Regions from separate parts of the Mus musculus genome. Here regions 2 and 3 are each linked to region 1. A link is a loop called in an ENCODE intact Hi-C map of the cell type or tissue named here. Cell type or tissue: left cerebral cortex. All regions are shown on one strand. Region 1 holds the start of Fam71f2 (family with sequence similarity 71, member F2). Region 2 holds the start of Rbm28 (RNA binding motif protein 28). Region 3 overlaps Impdh1 (inosine monophosphate dehydrogenase 1).

Region 1 (8,000 bases):
GCAACAACAACAACAAATAAAACACACACACACACACACACACACACACACACACACACACGAGGTTACGCAAGCAGACTCTGCCTCAAACAACAATAGCAACAACAACAACAAATAAAACACACACACACACACACACACACACACACACACACGAGGTTACGCAAGCAGATTCTGCCTCAAACAACAATAGCAACAACAACAACAAATAAAACACACACACACACACACAAAAACCAAAACCAACCAAACCAAACCAAACCAAACAAGACCTTAAAAAATTCAAGGGAAGCTAAGATCTTCAACCATTGAGCTGGAGACAGGAACAGTGTTGCAAAGAGATGCTGATTCAACTGACATTAGGCAAACAGATGGAGCTCAGGAAGAGCACTGCCCTGGAGCACTACCCTTCCTTTCCGTTTGAAGCCTGCCCACCTGCACAGTGTGCATACATTTGCCAATCATCCCCCCAGCCCCCTCCCTCCAGCCTTCCTTTACCTGCTGAGGGTGATGACAGGGGCACCAAGTGTGCTACAGGTGGAAAACGGACCGTGAGGCCAGGTGACATTGGCCATCAGGAGGATATTGGGGAGTGGCAAGGAGGGCACAGAAGAGGTTACTCCAAGGATCATAGTGGCAGATCTTTCATAGGCATCCATCCAGTTTCCTTGCTTAGTGACCTGGAAATCAGCCCCAGACACGTGTGTCAGAAAGAAATAGCAGACAAGGCAAGGAAGGCTGCAGACCCCAGGCAGGGTCATCTCAGATGGGTGAGCTAGAGCATTGCCGGCTACTGGTCTCTTTTGTTCCTCTCCCCAGTCACTCAGACATAAAGTTTTGTGAATAACAACCCCATATAGCGCTGCGTTGTGTCTAGAAACCTAGCTGTCCACTTAGGCAGCACCGGAGAGTGGAGCACTGGAAACGCCAAACACAGTTTTCCCAAACTGGCACCGTAATGGGAAGTGGATCGATGCGGTGAGAACCTCAGATTGAATTTCTACACCTACCTGGAAAGGTTCCCACCATCCCCCTGCAACTCCCTGCCACTTGACCCCTTTGTTTAGGTGGGTTCCTGATAGCCCCTCCATTCAGCCCAGGCTCATCACCTTAACCTGGGTACCTTCTCTGCCTGCTCTTATTCTTACCCAAACCTCAGTGATTTCCATAGAGTTCCCAGGACCCCTGCTGTCTGACACACATTTCTCAATGTTTGAAGTCCCGAGAGGATGCCCTGGGTGTCTGTAATCATGCATTGCTGTTCCAAATGGGTCTTAGAGCTTGCTTAGACAGTTACCATTGATACAGTTAAACTGAGCTCCACGAGACTGCTTTCAGAGCTAAAGAAACAGCTTTGCCATTAAGAGTGTTTATTTATTTTTTTTACCATAATCTTTTTTTAAAATTAGGTATTTTCCTCATTTACATTTCCAATGCTATCCCAAAAGTCCCCCATACCCTCCCAGCCCCACTTCCCTACCCACCCACTCCCACTTTTTGGCCCTGGCGTTCCCCTGTACTGGGGCATATAAAGTTTGCAAGTCCAATGGGCCTCTCTTCCCAGTGATGGCCGACTAGGCCATCTTTTGATACATAAGCAGCTAGAGTCAAGAGCTCCGGGGTACTGGTTAGTTCATAATGTTGTTCCACCTATAGGGTTGCAGATCCCTTTAGCTCCTTGGGTACTTTCTCTAGCTCCTCCATTGGGGGCCCTGTGATCCATCCAATAGCTGACTGTGAGCATCCACTTATGTGTTTGCTAGGCCCCAGCGTAGTCTCAAAAGAGACAGCTATATCAGGGTCCTTTCAGCAAAATCTTGCTAGTGTATGCAATGGTGTCAGTGTTTGGAAGCTAATTATGGGATGGATCTTTGGATATGGCAGTCTCTAGATGGTCCATCCTTTTGTCTCAGCTTCAAACAAGAGTGTTTATTGATCTCACAGAGGACCTGGAGTTGTTCATTTCCAGCACCAATGTCAGGAAGTTTATAAGGGTTTATAACTTCAGCCCCCAGGGGTCTGATGCCCTCTTCTGACCCCACCCCCTGGGCACTGCCCTCGAGGGCACAAATACAAAATTAAAACTTAAATAAATCTTAAAAACAACAACAACAAAACATTTAAAAAGATATGTAAGTTGGGTGTAGTGGCATACTCTTTTAATCTCAGCACTCAGGAGGCAGAGGCTGGAGGATCTCTGTGAGTTTGAGGTCAGCCTAATCTACAGAGCTCTAAGCCAACCAAGGCGACATAGTGAAATACTGACTCAAAACAAAACAAAACTTCTCTCTTGTTCCGAACACTACGTAACTCTTTAAATGTAGTGTGCAGGGAATTCCCTCACACTACAAGTACAAAAGGAAATGACTGGGAACAGGCTGTGGGAGGAGAGACTCTTATCCGTGAGATGCAGGAGGTACCTGGATAAAGGTGCTCTCAAACACCACAGAGTCAGAGAACAAGTTGAATTCTGGAGAATGAATCAGTTGACAAAGCAGGCCATCCACTACTCCGAGTTCCACTCCAGGGCCTGGGTCCCTGATTGCAGGAGGGAGGCCCCTAATTTTACTCATTGGTTCTTAAGAAGAATGGGCTGGGGAACATCTCTGGGGCTCCACACAGACCCAGCCCAACTCCAAGGTGTCGGTGGAACTACAGCTCCCCCCCACCTCCCAGCTCCAGCTCCCTGATGCTTATGGTTTCGCATGTCCTCCAGGGCTGGGAGGGCCTGTCAGCTCACAATGGCAGGAGTGACATCAAAAAAAGGCTAACAGTAGGAAAGGGGGAGGAGGCCAGGAAGGGGTACACAGGACTGGGAGATGATCACAAACCAGCTGTAAACTTCCAGATTCTATACACTGGCCCTTACCCCAGGCAGCCGAGCGATGACCTTCCCCAGACAGTGAGCTGGCTGGCCAGGTCCGCCAACGAAGGACTCTGGGAAAATCACAGGCATTGATCCTCTTTCATAACTGGAAGCCTCACACAAAAGCTCTTTGTAAGTTCAAATTGTTTACCTAAAGTCAGGCTTCGGGAGGGAGGGGGGGTCGGCAGGATGGCTCAGCTGGCAAAAAACGCTTGCTGCCAAGCCTGATAGGAGTTTAAAGACTCCCAAGATGGAAGTGACAGAAGGAAAAAACTGACTCTCAAGTCCTCTGACCTCTTGTGCACACTGCTTTATGCATCCCTCACTCACACACATTTTCTTTCCAACTAGAAAAACTTTTTGGAGAGAAACTTCAAAGTATTTATAGTTTTCTTCTTTTTATCATATAGTTGAGTATGTTGTCCTGGATGCCCCAGAAACTCAGAGGGCCCCATACTTCTGCCTCCCAAGTGGATGGATTAAAGACTCGTGCCACCACCTGGTCAATAAACACATTTGAAAAGGGACACATCAATTTAAGAAACTGTAAAATATTTTGACTGGGTGTGTTAGGAATTCTACCACAGAACCAGATCTTACTGTTAATTTACTTCTATTTTTGTTTGTTGGAGACAGGGTCTTCCTGTGTAGCCCTGGCTGTCCTGGAATTCACACTGTAGACCAGGCTGGCTTTGAACTCACAGAGATCCTCCACCCTCTACTGAGTGCTGGGATTTAAAAAACTGTGTGTGCTGTTGGAGCTCGTGGGTGTCAGAAGACAATCTGAGGGTTCTCTCCTTCCTCCTTTAGGGGGTTGAACACAGGTCTGTCTAGCTCTAAAGCGGATGCCTTAACCCTCAGAGTCAAGTCGCCAGCCCCTTTGTGGAGATTTCTGAAATCGGTGGCACCTTCATTGCAATGAAACTCCCTCACCCACTTTCAGACATATTTTTTCTTTTCCTGCCTTCTTTTCTTTTTTTTTTTCTGTGTGATAAGTGAGTATATCTGCACGTGTGATTTTTGTTTGTTTGTTTGTTTGTTTGTTTGTTTTAAGATTCATTTCTTTATTTTATGTATGTGATCACACTGTCACTCACTTCAGACACACCAGAAGAGGGCATTGGATCCCATTACAGATGGTTGTTGAGAAATGAACTCAGGACCTCTGAAAGAACAGCCAGTGCCCTTAACTGCTGAGCCATCTGTGTGTTCTTGCAAGGGGTGTAGCCGTGTGCGTGCTATGAGTGGAGGTCAGAGGACAGGCCTCAGGTGTCGGGCATTACCTTTTCATCTTGAAACAAGGCCTCTTTGCGCTGTGTACCCCGAGTTAGTTGGGCCAGCGGCAAGCTTCCTTCAGTTCTCCTGGGCCTGTGATCTCAGAAGCACTGGCTGCTGCGATGGGCTTTTTCTATGTGTTTTGGGATCGGCATTTAGGTTGTCATAATTGCCAGGTAAAGTGCCTTTACCCACTGAACCACTTCCCAGTTCCCAGAGCGTATTTGAACCGTCTAGTCATAGGCTCGTCTCATGCTATTTTCAATATTGAAGTTTTATAGAATTCTAAAACCTGTTCCCATTAGTTTGAAAATACTTTTCTTTCTTCTTTCTTTTCTCCCCCTCCCTCCCTCCCTCCCTCCCTCCCTCCCTCCCTCCCTCCCTCCCTCCCTCCCTCCCTTCCTTCTTTCCTTCCTTCCTGTCTTTTTCAGGACAGGATAGTTGAATATGACCTAACACTCCTTTCTCTTCAGCATCCACTAGATGGCAATAGAGTTCAGGCCTCCAGTTAACAGGCTTAAACCTTGGTAGCTGGAGGTTTTTAGATACACTGTGCCTTAGTTCTCTTTGCTTTTCTCTCTTAGCGCTTATCTTATCTGCTTTCCTAACTTAGCAAGTCCCCATGTCTCTGCATTTTAGACCGTTCCAGTGCATGCTTGTAACTCAAGAGGCAGAGGCAAGGGAGTCACAAATGCAAGGCCTACATGAGCTACATAGCTGGGGCTGCATTGTTAAATGGTCCTCTGGCAGCCTCACGTGGCAAGGTCAAGCCCATACAAGGACATACACACAGATGCACCACTTATCACACGCGGGAAAGTACAGGGCGGAAATCAAAGCTTTTCATTAACACCCAACTCCAATACAGTCCCACACAGATCAATTTTAGTTACCAAAGCAGGGTGTTGGGGGAGGTTGCTATAGGTTGGGAAACAGTCCTTACATATTCCAGTCTAGAATAGGCATGTTACATCAGGACTGATTGAGCAGAATCATCTTCCATAGCCCCGTCCAGCCACAGGGAGTCAGCAGTGAGCTTCTAGTGAGTCCCAGGGCAAGAGATTGAGGCAAGATTGCTGTGAGTTTAAGGCCATTCTGGGCTACCCAGTGAGACTCTGTCGCAAAACAAACAAATGAAGGAATACTAAAAGAATACTGCTGACTACCACTAGTAGTAGATAACTTCCTGGTAGATAACTATTCAACTCACACCTCACACCTCTCCTGTAGGTAGGACACCCTTACTATATCTTCCCTCAAAGGGAAAAAAATGTTAAATGACATTTACTTACAATATCAGGTTCAAACTTAAGTTCTGGGCAAGGCACAAGTTTCTCTACCAGTGTGGCCAAGCTCTACAAAAACAAAAACAAAAAAAAAGAGTATAAGCCACATTCCCACACATCTAACACATGGTAATGGGAGACCAGGTTAATAGCAGTCTGGGAGATAAGGAGAAATGGGGGGGTGCAGGGGGATGGACGGACAAGTGCACAGCAGCCTGATGATTGTGGGGTACCAATCAGCAGAAATAGGTGGGGATGCACTGTTTAGGCACCTGCTTCTTTTTAGGGACCCGGGCAATGATTCTAAGCCATTGAGATTTTTACTGATCTTGCTACATTATAACCTAGTGTGCCCTTGATGGATAGAAATATCGGAACTAGCTGGGCATGGTGGTACATACTTGTAACCCCACTAATAAGGAGACTAAGGCAGGACTGCCAAGAATTCAAAGGAAGTGCAGACTATAGCAAGACCCTCTCACAACCAACATTGGCTTACACAGAAGGCAGGTGTGTGCCACTGTTTGCTTTCCAGTTATACTTTTTCTTATACACTTATTTATTTACATTTATTTTGGGGGAGACACATTTGTGAAGGTCAGGGAACAACTTGCAAGAGATGGTGTTCATCTTCAATGCTGTGGGTCCTCGAATCAAACTGAGGCCATTAGGCTTGGCAGCAAGAGGTTTTATCCACTGAGCCATCTTGCCAGTTCTCCAATTACGTTAAGTTTTTCATCTACATTTACTCTGTGTGTATCCTGGTGGTGGTGTGTGTGAAGGGTTGGGGATGCCAGTATGTCACAGTGCACCTGTAGACTTCAAGGACAAGCCTATGGGAATATTCTCTCTTTCCACCATGTAGGTTTTGGAGATCAAACTGAGGTCATCTGACTTGTTGATCAGTGCCTTAGCGGCTAAGTCTAATCCCCCAAATACATGACTGACAGTACTACGCTAATGAAATCAACCTTCTGTAACCTCAGCAAAGTCAAGGCTAGTTTGCCAGTCCTCAGAAGCAAGGTGTGACAACATAACTTTAACCCCAATAACTGAATCACAAATTTGAGGCCAGCCTAGGCTGCATAGCAAGACCCAATAAATAAATAATTTCTTATCCCCAAAGGGGCTAATAATGAACCATGTATCTAGAATGTGGAGGTTGGCAATATACTGACTACCACCCAGCAATAGTCAAAACCAATCCCTAAGCCAGAGCTATCAGTCAGCTGCATTAAGAACGCCAAGGAAGCAGAGCTGTTGAGCAGAGGGCGCGACGCTGTGTTCCATTCTTTTTGTTTGGCAAAAGTATATCAAATTCATAAACACAGAGATGAGAGCGAAACCTAAGGCAGAGTGAATACTTTCATAGCAGGGCAGGGATCAGAGAGGTGGATTGTGGGAAGGAAGCCTCTTTGCCCATTGTAATGACCCACACCTTTAATCCCAGCATTTGAGGCAGATGGGACTCTGAGGTCAGTCTGGGTCACTTGTCAGCTACTCATTATCAGTTCTAGGGCTATGTAGTGAGACTGCTTCAAAACTGAACAGCCCTTCTTCCACTGCTGAGTGGAAGCTCAGTGCTGGGCAAGGGCAGAAATGAGCACCCGGCATGTAGCTATAACCCCAGATCCATTAGGCTAGGGTGGAAGGATCCTAGGTTTCAAGGCCAATCTAGATTGCTTCGGGAGCTCTCACAGGCAAATGACATGCACCGTGCAGACATTCAGTAGCTGACTTAAACTGACAACAATCAAACAGCCACTTAGCTGGCTAAGCCATTGAGGAGAACAAGATGGCTAGGCCTGCAAGAATGCTCATTTAGACTGAGGCAGGGCGGGGAGAGGGCAGATTTCCTTTACAGAGTCCGACCAGTCACAAGAGCAAACAGTTCTGGGAGTGGGGAGGGGATTATGCCACAACTCTGTCTCATATAAAGTGGCATATAATCTGCAAAGGACCCAACTGTATGTTAACACATACTTATCTCCAGATTACTTATAATAATACCTAATGCAATGTAAATACTAAAGTTGTTCTGTTTTGTTTAGGAAGAAATGACAAGAAAAGGTGTCTTATCATGGACAAAAGAATAGTGGACATAATTTACAAAAAAAAATATATTTTCAGCGCTGAAAATAGTTTCCTTGGTAGAGTGTTTTCCTGGTACATATAATGCCCTAAGTTCAATCTTGAGCCCTTACAATCAAGATCTGAACCTACAGCTGGCTGAATCCATAGGGGCAACCATGGAGGGCCAAGGTTGAGTCTTGCCTAGGCTCAGATAACTGGCTGTTAGGGCAGGGTTGAAAGGCCCAGCCCGCAAGTTTACATTTAAACAAAACTTTTTGAGTTCAGTCTTGCTATGCAGCCCTAGCTGTCCTTGGAATTTCTGGCAATCCATATTCAGTTTCTAAACAAGGCCTTGGACACTTTCTTGCTCCTAAATTTGAAAATACTAAGTTTAGACAGAAGCTTACAGTCTTAGCACTTAGAAGGTAGAGGCAGGTGAATCCGGGGGACAAGGCCAGCCTTAGCTACCATAGACTATCTCAAGAGTAAAAACAGGGGGC
Region 2 (8,000 bases), 110 kb after region 1:
GACGCAGAGCTGCTGCAGCTATGCGCTCTAGCAGGCCCAGGTCCCGATCTCCTTCTCCAAGGTGGCGGCTGCCGGGGCTTTGAAGGTGCCGGGGCCAACCCAACGCAGTCAACAGCCTCCTCCCCTAGCAGCGATTGCACCGTGGACTTCCGCCCGCCCTCACCTATCAACCTGCGGCGCAGCATCGAGGAAGCCCTCTGCAGCGAGGCACTTCTGGCTCCTGGTCTCTTTCAGGGCCCTGCCTTTGGGGAAGCCCTGCCTGGGCTCGGTCTCTACCGCACCATCTCATTGGGGAACAAGATAGGGGCAGGACCCAGTGAGAAGTCCGAGAATGTCCCTGGATCCCCAGCACCTCCTGAGCTTCCCTCTCCCGGGGCCTGGCCTCCCGGCAGCAGCGCCTCATCTGGCTCTCTGTGTGGACTCTCACGGGACAGCTCGTCCATGCTTCTGTGTTCCAGCCCCGACAGGCCCCCTCGCTGTCCCTTAGTCTGTGTCCTCAGTCCCCCGCGGCCCTCAGAAAGCAGCCCCAGCCTCCCAGCCTCAGGATCCTACCAGGCCCTATCCCCACCCTCCCGCGACTCCCCAGAACATGCTTCTGAACTGCAGGCTGAGGAGGCATTGCTGCAAGAGCAATTCCTGGATGCTTGTCGACAGATTGATGAGCTGAGCATGGGCAGCGACACCATAGACCTGTGAAAAGGCAGCTATCTCACAGCCAAGTCTTTGCCCCCCCCCCCCTCTCCACTTTCTGGCATCTGATCTGCTCAAGACCTCCTCACTGTAACAATTCTCCAATTCTGCCTGGTTCAGATAACTCTGATTCTTTCCCATCCAGGGGCCCCTGGGTGGGTGGGTCAGCAACCAGGCTCTATGCATTGGGAATCAGTGCCAAGTTCTCTGGAGCCATGGGGTGCTAATGCCCCTAGCTGCAACTTTAGGGTGGCAGGGTTCTACTTTCCTTGGCTGTCACCAGCAATAAAGCTCCAAGGTGCTCCACTCCTGACCACCATGTCCCTTACCCTGGTGCTGAGTGAAACAGCTATCTTCAAAAGGCTTATAGTGCCCTGTCTGGGCTTCATACCCACCTCTGCCATCTCTTCATGGAACTGTTCCCTAACGATGGAGCTGTGGCCCAACAGACTTTATCGCAACTGATTGGGAAATGAGCGTTTTCAGAGTCAATGTATCAATAAAATATTTTTCAGAGGAGAATGTTCTGACCTTCTTGGAAAAGCTTGGGGGGGGGGGCAGCTACAACCTCAGCAGCTCCACCAGAGTTTCTACCTCAGACTCCCAGGGACCTTCACACGAAAATGAGGACTCTTCTGGGGAATGAGTCTTGAGACAAGCCCTTGGAAGCCGCTCATCTGACTGCCTGGCAAATGTCTTTTCCTAAAGGAGACAGGGTCCTGAGAGGTGGGAGTCAGAGACTCTTTAGCACTTGGCAAAATGCCTTTGTCCACAGGAGCCCTGCATCAGATCTTAGGAGATAGCTTCCTAGGAGCTAGTTAATAATAAAGATCTTCATAGAAATGGGGGCACACTTGTTAAAGGGCCTGATTGCTTCCGTTGGGCCAGCCAACAACCTGTCTGCCAAGTTCCCATAAGAATTTGCAAAGAGGAAGCTGTCTATTCTCATCAACAGGGAGTCTTTGAGGCTGGTCTTACAAGGACCTCATCCCCATTTCCCACAGAGCTCTCATCTCTGATCCTCAGTAGAGAAAAATCTGTCTTCACTGCCCACCTCTTGCCCCAGCCCCAGCTCAGTTCTCAAAGAAAGATCACCCTGCAGGGACCCATTAGCACATCCAGCCACCAGCTACAGCGTATCTGCCCCTTTCCTGAAGCATTTAGCCTCCAGTTATATATACTCTGCATTTGTCATCTGGCTAAAATGTAATGGTTTACGGTGGCAGGGTCTTGGATCAGGTTTGAAAATGAAAAGCTGGCAGTGTTTGGCGGATGTCCTGCATATCACATAGAGACCTGGAGAGGCATACACATCAAGATCAAAGTGGAAAAAAAAAACAAACAAACAGGAAGCTTCCTAATCTCTCTCTCTCTCTCTCTCTCTCTCTCTCTCTCTCTCTCTCTCTCTCTCTCACACACACACACACACACACACAATCACACATGCACCAAACTTGGATCACCAGCTCATGGAGTTTGGAGATAGGCGCCAAGGAGCCAAAAGGAATACAGAAAGGGAGGTGGGGAGGGGCTGAAGCTCTTGTTCCCTGCAGATGAAGATCTGTCTTGATTGAGGACAGTATCCAGGGCCTCAAGACCTCAGAGGGAGGAGGGAAGCCAGGACCATCTAAGGGAGGGTAAGAGTCCTGATAGAGAAGAGAAATTTGAAGCAGCAGTGCAGGTGAGGCTGAGGGATGGACCTGGAGTGGTCCTGACCGTGCCTCCTCCATCACCTGGCTCAGTGTGGCTCAGACATTCTTGCTGCATCCTCACTCTGGGCTGAGGCCCAGAGAACTGCCAGTTTCCTAATTACAGGCATTTCTCACTGGGTGTCATAGTGGCTGCAGTGGGCCCGGCATTGGCACTGCATTGTGTCATGCAAGGGATGCTTGCTGCTCTGGGAAATTGTCTCCTTCTTACCCCATTGCCCCTCCCAGCTGCCTGTCCTCTGCTTCCGCTTACACCCAGCCCCTCTGTCATCCCTTCCTCACACTCATCCTCTCCAGCTGCTTGGTCTTTCCCATTCTCCTCACTGAATCTAATTGGCTCCATGTACTTCTCTCCCCTGAGCACAGCAGTCAAATCTGGAGCCTCCCCATCCAGTCTGACTCCGTTCATCTCTCACAGATACTTGCTTTTTTCTCGTCTGAGAGCTCTGAATGCAGCTGATGAGAAAGGAGGCCAGAGGAACATTTCTCAGTACTCACCAGATCCGACACTTTGTTAATTTTCCTTCATATAAATCACTCCCAGTTAAAACTTTTTTTTTTTTTTAACTTCAGAGAACTTGAGTTTCTGGCACCCACCTTGAGCTACTCGCAATCACCATCAACTTCAAACCAAGGAGATCTGATGATGTCTTTTGTCCTTCGTGTACACATCTCTCATCCACACACACCCCTACAAATAAAAATAAAAACAAAATTAAAAAAAAATCCCTGGGCTGGAGAAATGGCTCAGCCGTTAAGAGCACCGACTGCTCTTCCAGAGGTCCCGAGTTCAATTCCCAGCAACCACATGGTGGCTCACAATCATCTGTAATGGGATCCGATGCCCTCTTCTGGTATGGCTCAGGACAGCTACAGTGTACTCATAAAATAAATAAAATCTTTTTAAAAATTAAAACAAATCCCTAGCTTTTTCACACACAAAGAAGCCAAGACTTCAGTTAGCTGCGCATTTTATCTTGTGCCTTATTTCTTACCCAAAGCAGGCTTCTCAGAAGGAATAGAGTTAGATCCTAATGCATACATCCTACAGTTTCAATATCGGTACTTGGAGGGTCTGAATGATAAACTTTCATTCATTCATGAATTAATCCACTCCCTTAAAATTATTTGTTGAAGGCTCAAATATATCAGGTGATGAGACTGAAAAAGGCAGAGAAGGAAACAAACTATGAATGTTTGATATGCAGAGGAAAGGCAAGCACTAATAGAAGAGTCATTATAGCACAAACAATTATTACAGTTGTGAGAAGTGGGGAGAATAAGAACTACCTAATCTTATAGAAGGCTCAGCCTTTGGGGAGAGTGAGGAGTGGAGCCAGAGGGAAAGCCTAAGGACATCCCAGGCTTCTCTTCTTTCCTTCCCAGGCTTCACTACAGTGATGGATGAGGGATAGGTCTGCAGTTTATTTCCCTTGGAAGCCACCTTGCAGGGTTCCATGACTCCTGCTATTTAATAAAGAACACTGCATGAGTCCTGAGTAGATGGATGAGCAAATATTCTTGGCTGAAGAACCATATGCCCTTCCTGATATGCATGGCTAGAAGGGGAGGAGGCAGGAGACAGATGGGGGATCCACATCTGAATAAAGGGGAAGATGAGAAGGCTCAGTTTTACTGTGTATTCTGAGGGACACAGAACCCTGACTATGGGTATATGCTGCCCCCTGATGGATGTAGGGAAACAGTTTAGTCTTTGTCCTTTAAGGAAAAATTGGACTTAGGGTATTTAGAACGGTTGTTTGTTTGTTTGTTTGTTTGTTGAGGGGAGAGGAGGATTACAAATGGATATTAAATTCTTCCCCCTTTATCTACCACAGCTATGACTAGGTCCCCCAATACAAGTTTGTATTTGAGGATAGAATTTGATTCTTGGTTGTTGTTGTTTTCCGAAACAGGGTCTCTCTGTGTAGCCCTGGCTGTCCTGGAACTTGCTTTGTAGACCAGGTTGGCCTCGAACTCAGAGATCCGCCTGCCTCTGCCTCCCGAGTGCCGGGATTAAAGGCGTGCGCCACCACTGCCCCACTTAGAATTTGATTCTTGAGGAGGATGTGGAATTCCAAACCAATTTTGTTTAAAAGATTCTACTTCTTTTGCCCACTTTACTTTTTATGTAAGATAGGATCGACTTTATGGTAGCCTTGACAATCTGTTTTGTATTTCAGTGCCTTTTCTTCTGATTTATCTATTTAAAATATAACTGTGGTGGGGGTTCTTTTTCTAAAAGCACATATTAATTATTTGAAGCCTACTAGGACTTCATAAATTTCATGCTTAGCACATTCCTCCCACCACTACTACCTACACGTCATCCATCCATCCATCCATCCATCCATCCGTCCATCCATTATATTGAATGTGGATAACTCTTGGGGATTTTCACTGTGCCTTTCATCTTTTGTGGTGTTTTCTACCTACTGAGCTGTTGTAACTTAAAAGTAAAGACTTTAAAAGTGCCTAGGGTACTTTTTGCAGCTAGGCATTCTGCAAGCACAGCATTTTTCCATGTAAGACAGACAGTGAAGCCCACTGAGTGTTAAACACTGTGGGTAGCCTCCAGTCTGTCTGATAAACAGACATAAATGAAGATCTTCTGTCTCTGGGCAGCAGTGCATCCTAGGTCTGTGCATATAGCTGGGTGTTATGTTTGGCTTCCGTGTGCTCTGATGTGATCTTGCAGAGATTTTGTAAGATTTTAAAAATAAACGTCTGTCTCTCACTCTGGACTCTATTTTATATGACGGCAGGGACCATGTCTTTTTTTTTCGGCAATGAATTTTACTCCTAATATATAAGTAGGAGCTCAATCAGTAAGAATTGAAAATATGATTTCGTACGTAGTATTTGTTCTCTGGGGATTTTAGTAGATACAATTTGTCTCTGCGGCCAAGTGACAGTTTGTCTCATGTTTTCTGAGGACATGTGACTAGTTCAAATTATGTATGTTACATGCTTGTGTCTATGACGTTTTGCATATGTGTTTTTTTCCCCCCGCGTGATATGTGGCAACTCTTCAGAAAAAAACTTATTGAACACCCACTCTATGTCAGATGAGGGCAGGCTTAGGGGGAAAATGACTTCTGCCTGCTTTGGTGAATTTGGGGTCGAGTTCCTAAATGAAAGATTTTAAGAGAATTTTAAGCTGTTGATGTCAAGTTTCCCCCAGTGGCGGGGGCGGTGCTGGGACTGCACAGAGACCGTCGTTCAAGAAGCTCCGCCCCCAGGACGTCATTTTTCTTTTTCTTTCCGGAACTATTCCTTCCAGTCTGCGTTTCCTCCCGGACTCTTTTGAGCAAAGAGGACTTCCTGAATTTCCCGGCAACTCGGCACCGCCTTCCTGCCAGAGCTCATCCCAGCCCTCGCTCGCGCCGGCGTGAGGTGCTCGCAGCCTCACGCGCTTGTCTCTCGGTCTCATGGCCGGTCTGACTTTATTCGTGGGCCGTCTCCCGCCCTCGGCTCGCAGCGATCAGCTGGAAGAGCTGTTCAGTCAGGTGGGTCCGGTGAAGCAGTGCTTCGTGGTGACAGAGAAAGGTAAGGAGTGGGATGGTGCAGAGGGCATGTGCAAAGGTATGGGAACAACCCAATTTCAGGGAGCTCTATAGTTATGATCTGTTTGTTTTGAGACAGGGCTCTCACTCTTTAGCCCTAACTGGCCTCGGATTCGCTACCGGTAGCCCGTGTGCTTCTGCCTCCTGAATCCTCCGATTAATGACGTGAGCCATCCCAGCAAGTTCTTTGCTCTCTCCAGAAGTACGGGACCGGGAGCTAAGATTCTTTTCTAAACGGACTCAGCTGGAGATCGGCCAATAAGGTTGATTTATGAAAGGCAAAGCACTCACTTAACGTTTCCATTGCGTTTTCCCCTTTATTACGCGTGTTCAGGAGTTCAAACGCAGGCCCATTAGCTTGGAGTAATGGTAGTAATCCCAGCATCTGGGAAGGCTGTGGCAGGAGGATTGCTGGTAATTCGAGGACAGCCAGGTCTATATAATAGCGAGTTCAGGACAACTTGGATTACATAGCGAGACCCCGTCTTCAACAAACATCCCAAAGTAACGTTTAATAAAGCACCAGTGCGGCTTATTGAGATGGCTGCTAGGCCGGAAGAGTGCTTAGTTTGACATGGGTTAACTTACTTAATGTTCTCAACAATCTTATAGGACAAAGAGCCTTAACCCCATTTTTTTTAAATAAAGGAATATAATCTTTAAAGACATTAAATGGTCTGGAGTTGATCTGGCTAGTGAGAGGACTCAGTTTGATTAGCACGTTAGCACATCCTATGCATTCATCTGTTTATTTATTTATTACTTGTTGGATGCCAACTGTATTTTAGAACATTGCTGGCTGCCCTTAGGATACAACAGGTGTGTGACACTAAATCACTGACGCAGATTCTGTTCTCATACACTTATGGTTTGAAAGACAGCCAACAAATAGCCAAACTATATGTTGATAATGGTGATAAATTTATGCTAAGGAGAAAAGTCAAAAGAGGGAATGTGTGTGTGTAGATAGGGTGGCTAGGGAAGACCTGTTTGAGGAGAGTGAACTAAGAACTGGGGGGATAAAACAGTCTGAATTCAGGAAACAGCAACCTTGAGGATATTAAAGCAAGTATGTCCTTGTGTGAGAAGAGAGCTTGGTGGCCAGGGTGACGAGGAAGTGAATGAAGGTGTGACAGGAGATTCGATCACACTGAGTCCTCAGATTGTGGTGTTTACTAGAAAATCCTATTTCTAGTTGTGTGGCTCAGCTTCAGCACACACCTTTAATCCCAAACAATTGTAGAAGGAAGCACCCATGTTTGAAAGTAATATCTAATTGAGAGACAGATAAAATGAAAGACTTGGCAGAAGAATAAATTATGTCCAACTTTCACGAGTACATCGAGAAGAGATCTCAGGACCCACTTCAACCTGATAGACAGAAAGAACCAACTCCTACCAGATTTTTCCCATACTTTTGCACACACATAAGTAAATAAATGTTACAACACTAATGTTGTGCCAGGAGTGGTGGTATCTGACTGTAATCCCAGCACTTAGTAAGTGGAGGCAGGAGGATCAGGAAGTTGAGGCCTACTTGGGTTATATAAGACGTTGTCCTCAAAAGACAAAACAAGAAAGAAACATTCATTTAAAAGGACATTAATGCCGGGCGTGGTGGTGCATGCCTTTAATCCCAGCACTCGGGAGGCAGAGGCAGGTGGATTTCTGTGTTCTTGGTCTAAATCCTTACAGTCTCTCATACCCCTTTTAAGAAAATGTATGAGCTTCCTATCCAGGCAAGTGAGATGTACTAGAAACAACTGTTGCACTCCTGTGTAGAGGAGAGGTGGGTGTTTTATAATGGGGTTAGCATGGCACTTAGAATTGTGAGGGTCTGAATGTGTGTGGCAGTTCTTCGTGGAGACACAGTTACTGTTTTGCCTTTATTTGGGCACTAACCTCACAGATGAGCAGCTATATTTTTATTGTACTTATGGAGAAGTGGGGAGGGTCTTTTTTTGTTTGTTCGTTTTTTTCTTATTTCTTGAAAGATGAGTGATAGGCTTTTGTGAGAGGAAGTTCTAAGAGAAAA
Region 3 (8,000 bases), 75 kb after region 1:
GGGTTGGCTCAGAAAAGGTCCTGTGAGGAGACGGTTTGGGCGTGGCTGCTTTATTATATAGACAATAAGGATTAGCTGTTGTCTGAAATGCTGAGCCAGGGCTATGCTCTAAAATTATGATCACTTTGAATACAGTGTTCAGTGATTGGGCACTGACCCATAATGGACAAGAACTGGCAAGAGGGGTTGAGGGGGTAGGACTGGGCTGGGGGGGATGGTCAGGGAGGACTTTGGACAGATACAGGGGAACACAATGCTTTCCTTTCCATGAGGGGCTAGCACTGAGCCAAATCGACGAATAATTAGAAGGCTGAGAAGTTGAGAAGAGTAGAGATGATGGTGTAAGATGATTCAGGGAACAGCAGCCATCTGATCTTGAACTCATGCCTCCTTAAAAGACCCATGGCTGTGGTTATTTCTGCTTATTCTTTCCGTTCTCACAAAAGGCCTGAGAACCTGCACGTGCACAGCCCTAGATTACTTACATATTAAGGAAACTCAGGTTTAGCCTGTGTGTACAGAGCTGACCCAGACAAGATTTTTAGGGGGTGGGGGAAATTTGGGCTATTCTGGTCGTTCCCTTTTGATAGCAATCAGGAAGGCTTCTTGTTTTAGCCACTTAGTTTAACAAAGTTTATTGCACATCCTGGGCTGGGCATCCTGGTTCTATGCCAAACTCTGGTCTGACTGCTAGGAAGAGAGGGACTAGAAAGATATCTGCCTAGTCATGAGGGGTCTCCTTGTCCTACGCTGGCTGCTTGGGGCCTGACAGGAGAGGAGACAGTGTGATTGTCTGCGTGTGGGCCCAGAGCTCTGCTCGCATGTCCTGCAAGGGTCTGTGAGTCTGAAAGGTTTCATTTAGAGTTTGTTTGGAGGGTTTGGGGGCTAGATTAGTATTTATCAGCCTGATTCTCAGAAGGGTCCAGGGTCTAGCCATGTACAAACAGACAACCTGCAAATGTATTTAGGAGAAGTGTCTCTTATTCAAAATACTCAAGACCAAAATGCTTGCAGATTTGTATACTTGATTTTTGGGGAATATTTATTTGCATATATATATAGTGTGAAATCAGGAACGGGTCAAAATCTAAACCAAAATTAATTTACATTGTATATCCACCTTATACGCTGCCTGAGGGTAATGTCATAGAGTATTTTTCCTGCATTTGAAGGTGACTTGTCACTCGAGGTCAGGTGTGGAACATTGCACTTGTGATCCTGTCTGTATTCAAAATACTTTAGCTTGTAAAGCATTTGGATTTGGGATCTTCCGAGTAGGGATGTGCGTCCTGTGTTAACAATCCTGACCTTTTTCTTGAGCTCCCGACCCTTAGCCATTTATGTTCCTACCTGGCTAGTAGGTGCCTCCCTGGGCCTACCTTTGTCACCAGCCCTTGTTATCTAGAACCCAATTCACCCTGTTCCTGGTGTTACTTGGCCTTGGTCTCCCCTCCTTTCCTTCCTTCTTCCTTACATCTCCTTTTTACTATTCTCTTTAGTCTCGTATAATCCAGACTGGCCTGGAATTCAGTATTAGCCAAGGCTAACCTTGAACTCCTAATCTTCCTGCCTCATCTTGGGATTATGGGCCTGGTGCTCTTTGTGGCTTTCATCTCAACTGAAGTGACCTTGCCCATGTGCCTCACATCCACTTTCTTTTCAAGTGGAGTGATCAGTTCCCCAAGAGCTGTACTGCTCACTGCTGGGCCTCAAAGCCTGGCCTATGCAGGATATAGATGCTGGCGAATGTTTGTCCAGTGGATAAAACCCTTCAATGGACTGTGCTTCTATCCTTAGGACCTGACATCAGCCCTGACCCGGAAGATCACACTGAAGACACCATTGATCTCGTCTCCCATGGATACAGTGACAGAGGCTGATATGGCCATTGCAATGGCTGTGAGTCGCTTGCCTGGGTGGGGCTGAACAGGAACGGGGTGTGCAGAGGGAAGAGGAGGCTAGCCTTTGCTCTTACCATACCTCCCTTCTATACCAGCTCATGGGAGGAATTGGTTTCATTCATCACAACTGTACCCCAGAGTTCCAGGCCAATGAAGTACGGAAGGTCAAGGCAAGTACTGGACTCACCCTCAAAAACATGCAGTCTACTTGATCCTCTAACTGATGTGGGACCTAGGTTCCCTTCCTTACAATGAAATATGGGCTTAGCCCCCCATTTTCCCGTTGGTTCTCACCCTATTGAGGACTCTCACTTCTCAATGGCCCATCAGGGTCCCCTGTGTCCTTGGTGGCCAGGCTATGTGCCACCTTTGGGTTTCTTTTTTTTTTTTTTTTTTTTTTTCGAGACAGGGTTTTTCTGTGTAGCCCTGGCTGTCCTGGAACTCACTCTGTAGACCAGGCTGGCCTGGAACTCAGAAATCCGCCTGCCTCTGCCTCCCGAGTGCTGCGATTAAAGGCGTGCGGCACCACGCCCGGCTCACCTTTGGGTTTCTTGCAGCTCTTTTCTTCTTCTGTCTACAGAAGTTTGAGCAAGGCTTCATCACAGACCCTGTGGTCCTGAGCCCTTCACATACTGTGGGTGATGTTCTGGAGGCCAAGATACAGCATGGCTTCTCTGGTATCCCCATCACCGCGACGGGCACCATGGGGAGCAAGCTGGTGGGCATCGTCACCTCCCGAGACATTGACTTCCTTGCTGAGAAGGACCACACCACCCTCCTCAGTGAGGTGCCTGCAGGGCAGGGAAGGCAGAGCTGCATCACAGAGGGAACTCTACCCCCGGGGGCCCCAGACTGGTGCCTGTGACCAGGGACCATAGGGAGGCCTGGCTCCGTCTCTCTCACCTGCCAACCTGCAGGCAAATGTTCCTGGCCCCACAGGTGATGACTCCGAGGGTCGAGCTGGTGGTGGCTCCAGCAGGTGTGACATTGAAAGAAGCAAATGAGATCTTGCAGCGCAGCAAGAAAGGTACCAGGGAGTACACACCCCAGCTTCCTGTACAGCAGAATTTCCATTATTCCTCAGCCTCTTGTGTTGGCCCAATAATGTCTTGGAGGAAACGTGAATAACCCTAGGCAGTCTGGAGCAGGTTTCCCGATACTCCGCTACCTGCTTACAGAAGCCCCAGTCCTAATTCAGTGTCTTCCCAATGTTTTTCCAATCTAGTCCTGAGAGGTGCTTGTCATAGTAAAAGAGCTTTCCGGTCTTAGAAGTCTGGGAAAGGACTGAGGAAGGGGGAAGGAAGTTCCAGGACAGCCAAAACTTCATTGGGGGGGGGGGGGCGGGGAACGACACCCTGTGTCAAAAACCAAAAGAAAGAAAAAAATTACCCATTGACTTCTCAGAGTCTTTGAAAAGTCCCGCAGTTAAATATATCCGATAGAGCGGCTGTTTGTATGACGTACATTAAGTTCCTGTGGGCTGTTGCTTCCCAGGTCCCCGGTGGAGAGTTCTTGGCATTTGCTTTGGGCAGAGAGGATCCATGTTCCTCCCTCAGGGCAGTCTCACATTAAGACCTTGTCTGGGTACTTTGTACAGTGACGTGCTCCAGCAAGTGAAAAGTTGCCAGGGTTCAGGGGCTGCCTGTCCCACCAAACCCGCATGGGCAGGAAGAGCCTTAGGAACGCTTGGGAAGGTTCTTTGCTTCCTGATCTCTGGGAAGAGGTCCAGGTCCTGGGTGGGTGCTGTCACCTAGTGGCTAGCTTAGGTACTTCAGGGGTCTCTCGTTCCATTTCCTTCCGGTTCTTCTACCCACTACCCTGCTTCTCTCTCCTCCTGGTCAGGGAAGCTGCCCATAGTCAACGATCAAGATGAGCTGGTAGCCATCATTGCGCGCACAGACCTGAAGAAGAACAGAGACTACCCTCTGGCCTCCAAGGACTCCCACAAACAGCTGTTGTGTGGGGCAGCTGTGGGCACCCGTGAGGATGACAAATACCGCCTGGACCTGCTCACTCAGGCCGGTGCTGACGTCATAGTACTAGTAAGGAGGTGACATAGTACTAGTAAGGAGGTGGCGGGTTCCCTGCATCAGGCTTGTGAGGCTCATTCACCTCCATTAAGCCTTTGCTCCCTCCCCACTTTGCTCTCTTTCGGCTTCTCTGGTATCAGAACTAGGCTAATTGTAGAGCCCAGAACAAACCATGGCCCTCCCTCCAAGGCTTTCTCCTCACATACAAGCTCATTTACCCTGATAATTATAACTCACACTCACTGAGAGGCCCCATTTGCCCGGCACTGAGCTCAGCTTTATACATGCTCACTTGTTTCACTCAGTGTTTAACTTAGTTAGCAGCAGCTCTCTGAGTGCTGGTCCCTAATTCCCGTGAGGGGACTTGGCTGTTTAGCTTGAGCCTTTTTGTCCCTGCTAACAGGATTCATCCCAGGGGAACTCAGTGTATCAGATCGCCATGGTGCACTATATCAAGCAGAAGTACCCCCACCTCCAAGTGATTGGGGGAAATGGTGAGTGTGGAGTGGCCCCCCTCAGCCCCCCAGAACTCCTAAGTGATGTCATTCTTCCAGGCATAGGGGATAAAGGGTAGGATGGGCTTTGGTGAGCATTTAGGTTGGGGGAGATATACTAAGATCCCAGGACATTCCTGGGCAGGGTGGGGACACTATCCTCACATTCCTCTGTCTGCTTCCTCCATCCCCAGTGGTGACAGCAGCCCAGGCCAAGAACTTGATTGATGCTGGTGTGGACGGGCTTCGTGTGGGCATGGGCTGTGGTTCCATCTGCATCACCCAGGAAGGTGGGTATCCGCAGGAGGAGGAGGAGGAGGAGGAAGGGCTGCCATTTAGAACCACTCTGGCCTCTTCTTCTATAGATACATGAGTATCTGCCCCACTAGGTGATTCTCGGGAGCAGGATTCTGGTCTGTGCTTTACCCTGTCTTGGCATAGTTGTGGGAAGAGGCAGGTATAGGCAGATGAGGACATGTGGCTTTTGGGAGTGGACCAACCTGCTTTTTGGACTGGTTGTGGGGACGCTGTTGGTATCACCCTCTAAGGTTGGTGTGACACTTTCTATAGTGTGTGTGTGTGTGTTGGAAGATAGCTGAGGGTTTGGATCCCATTTGTGACCAGATCATGCCAGTGGTGTGAAGGATACAAGTCTCTGAACATCCAGGGATTCCATAGACCCACATTGCCACGTGTAACAGAGCAGAATCCACCTCACCCCACAGCCCCCAGGTGAGGTTGAGAGCAAAGCCGTATTCCAAAGGAGGCCATCGGAACCCAGCTCTGGTATTAGCTGCTAATTCAAAGGACATCTTTACAGGAAGCCAGGCCTCCACAGCAGCTGGTGCTAGAGACCACCAGTCTTGAGGTCATGTGTCTGATGGCTCGCATTGATCCCCTGATCCATATCCTTTATGGTCCTGCTAGTTAGTGGTGGGTGACCTAGGAACCGAAAATGGCTTTCTCCCGCCTTAGGCCTCAGAAACACCATCTCTTACCATCCTTTCTCCATTGGCGGGGATAGATACAAGGAGACCACTGATCCATCTCTGTCCCTTACATTCCCCTTTCCCCAGTGATGGCCTGTGGCCGACCCCAGGGGACTGCTGTCTACAAGGTGGCCGAGTACGCCCGACGTTTTGGGGTGCCGGTAATAGCGGATGGTGGCATCCAGACCGTGGGCCATGTGGTCAAAGCCCTGGCACTTGGAGCCTCTACAGGTGAGGGGAACACTTGGTATTGAGGACTAGAAGCCGCCAGAGGGGCAGTCAGACTCCTGTGTGGAGGAGGAGGCATTTAGCCCTCAACCTTGATCTCTGCAGTAATGATGGGCTCCCTGCTGGCTGCCACCACGGAGGCGCCTGGTGAATACTTCTTCTCAGATGGGGTGAGGCTGAAGAAGTACCGGGGCATGGGTTCTCTGGACGCCATGGAGAAGAGCAGCAGCAGCCAGAAAAGATACTTCAGGTTTGTCTTCATGTTCTTGAACTCCCCCATGGCCTTGACTTTAGACGGATACCTGAGACCGCATTCCCAAGTTGTGGAGACTCACAGACATGCAAAGTGGCAGATGTAGCCCGACCTGACCAGAGACTCGGATATTGTTTCTCTTGTAGCCTAGTATGTGGCTACAAGAGAAACAATGTATGAGGCTGCTGTGGGGATCCTCTGGGCGGTATTCTATCTGTACCTTGGAGAGGCCGGGTGGGGTCCTCTGAGCCTCTGACTGCTCAGCTCAGCCTCCCCACCTTCCATGCAGTGAGGGGGATAAGGTGAAGATCGCACAAGGTGTCTCCGGTTCCATCCAGGATAAAGGCTCCATTCAGAAGTTTGTGCCCTACCTCATAGCAGGGATCCAGCATGGCTGCCAGGATATTGGGGCCCAAAGCCTATCTGTCCTGCGGTGAGTGTTGCAACTTGAGGGGGCAGCAGAGGGTCCTGGGAGGTTTTCCTCTTTCCTCTTCTCTTTCTCTTTTCTTTATTTTTTGGGGGGTGAGGAAGGGGGTGTTTCTGACTTATTCACCTGTCCACCTCTCAGATCCATGATGTACTCAGGAGAGCTCAAGTTTGAGAAGCGGACCATGTCGGCCCAGATTGAGGGTGGCGTGCACGGCCTACACTCGTAAGTGGGTAGCCTCCTCACCATGGCTGACTGGTGCTGGGTTGGACAGGTTCAAAGGCTAAGCCGAGGTTCCAGGGGCCACATGGCCTCTCTTGTCACCCTGTCTACAGGGCCCAGTCCACCCTGGAACCTAGTCATGGAGCCTCGTGTAGGCTGGCTGTTCCCCTCCCTCCCTCCCTTCGGGTAGCTTCCAGGACAAGGCACGGGAGGTGTGGCCGCTAGCCCTACCCGGGCTCCTAGCTCCTGCTTGCTCAAGAAGCTTGGTGGCTGGTAGTAGGGCTGCTGGTGTTGGGGTCTTGCTGGTGGTGGCCCCAGGCAGGCAGGCAGGCAGGCAGGCAGAAAATGGGGGCATGGACCCTCTGGTGGGGAAACGGGCAGAGAGACAGATGCCAGGCCTGATGCCGGTGTGACTGTGGGTTGGGGGCCAAGCTCATTGGCAGCAGTAGTTGTAGGCATGCAGCCCGCCCTGGTCGAGAGGACCCATCTCCCTAATCATAGGCGGGCATCTAACCTGTGTCTCTTTCTGCCCCACCCTCCCATAGCTATACCTTTCTGCCGTGTAAGTAACTGCGCTGCCGGGGCCAGGTGTAGAATAGAGCAGGGGCAGTCTGGGTGGGCCATGGGCTGGGAGAATGGGGATTGGGTGGGGGGGGGGGTAGTGCTGGAGCCTAATCAGGAGACATGGACCCAAATGGGCCCTTCTGGTCCTCACTCCCAGCACCATGGTGGAGGAGGCCAATCGTGGACCCTCATCCAACCATGGCCCCTCAACCAATCAAAACACGAATCTCATTGTGGGGTACCAAGAGATGCCTGTGGTTACAGGCCTGGGGCTACCCCATTGTGAAAGGCCCGAGTCACCATCTATGGGGGGCACGGTGGAAACAAGAAACCAAAGGTTGAGCTAGTTGAAGTCTGCTCTGTGAGGATGGCTGTGCTTGCCTGAGCTGTCCCCCCCTCCTAGCCACCAAGGACGATCCACTCAGGTGTGGCATTGGCAGGAAGGAGCACAGGTTCCTTTAGCACTGGCATGGTTTTTCATGCAGCCTTGGCCAGAGGAAGACAGAGGTCCAGGGCCACCTCTGCCTCCTCCAGCCCCCTGGCTGAGAGGCAAGCTCTGCGGCCCCTTGCCCTATCCCAAACCTGGGGGGCTATGGGCAAGAGGATGCTGGGAAGAGAGTAGAGGCCACACATCTTCTCTTAGCCCTGTTTTCTTTGTCTTCACAGTTACGAGAAGCGGCTGTACTGAGGACAGCGGTGGCGGCCAAGGCAGTGGAGGGGGCGAACCCCGGGGCCCCCCTCTAGGAACAGCCTCCCTCCAGAACTAAGTGGTCCATAGATTTGCACTACGGGTTCCCCAGCTCCTTTCCAGGGAGAGGAGTGGAGTCCTTGAGGGGCCTGTGGCCCCTCTCCCGGGCAACCCCACAGAGTCAGGTAGCCCCCCCCCCCCGTG

The links. Hi-C counts contacts between places; a loop is a spot of excess contacts. Peaks named below come from ENCODE experiments on the same cell type or tissue, not always from the same donor. Only the 100,000 strongest peaks of a DNase experiment are listed, where the experiment ranks them.
Region 2: it touches region 1 in a loop (6-fold over the local background); 28 of 42 quality-filtered maps call a loop at or near these places.
Region 3: it touches region 1 in a loop (7-fold over the local background); 25 of 42 quality-filtered maps call a loop at or near these places.

Annotation. Positions count from the first base shown.
Region 1 is chr6:29,275,838-29,283,837 of GRCm38, reverse strand. It overlaps Fam71f2 (family with sequence similarity 71, member F2), which reads right to left and starts at 2,697. Exons shown (of 5, transcript NM_001101486.2): 1 at 2,421-2,697; 2 at 499-680. The coding sequence starts at 2,573. In left cerebral cortex, CTCF peaks have their summits at 4,629 (motif pointing right) and 5,177; DNase peaks (open chromatin) are centred at 4,665 and 5,144.
Region 2 is chr6:29,162,439-29,170,438 of GRCm38, reverse strand. It overlaps Rbm28 (RNA binding motif protein 28), which reads left to right and starts at 5,715. Exons shown (of 19, transcript NM_133925.2): 1 at 5,715-5,948. The coding sequence starts at 5,831. It overlaps Prrt4 (proline-rich transmembrane protein 4), which reads left to right. Exons shown (of 5, transcript NM_001101443.1): 5 at 1-1,209. The coding sequence ends at 696. In left cerebral cortex, CTCF peaks have their summits at 3,236 (motif pointing left), 4,090 (motif pointing left) and 5,536; DNase peaks (open chromatin) are centred at 4,057 and 5,676; H3K4me3 peaks cover 1,828 bases; H3K27ac peaks cover 388 bases.
Region 3 is chr6:29,200,994-29,208,993 of GRCm38, reverse strand. It overlaps Impdh1 (inosine monophosphate dehydrogenase 1), which reads left to right. Exons shown (of 15, transcript NM_001302933.1): 4 at 1,798-1,899; 5 at 1,997-2,071; 6 at 2,482-2,688; 7 at 2,841-2,928; 8 at 3,744-3,943; 9 at 4,335-4,425; 10 at 4,620-4,715; 11 at 5,502-5,645; 12 at 5,748-5,892; 13 at 6,185-6,328; 14 at 6,464-6,547; 15 at 7,775-8,000. The coding sequence ends at 7,796. Among named protein-coding and RNA genes, the nearest start is that of Impdh1, 11 kb to the left of the region's middle. In left cerebral cortex, a CTCF peak has its summit at 3,671 (motif pointing left); DNase peaks (open chromatin) are centred at 3,666 and 3,882.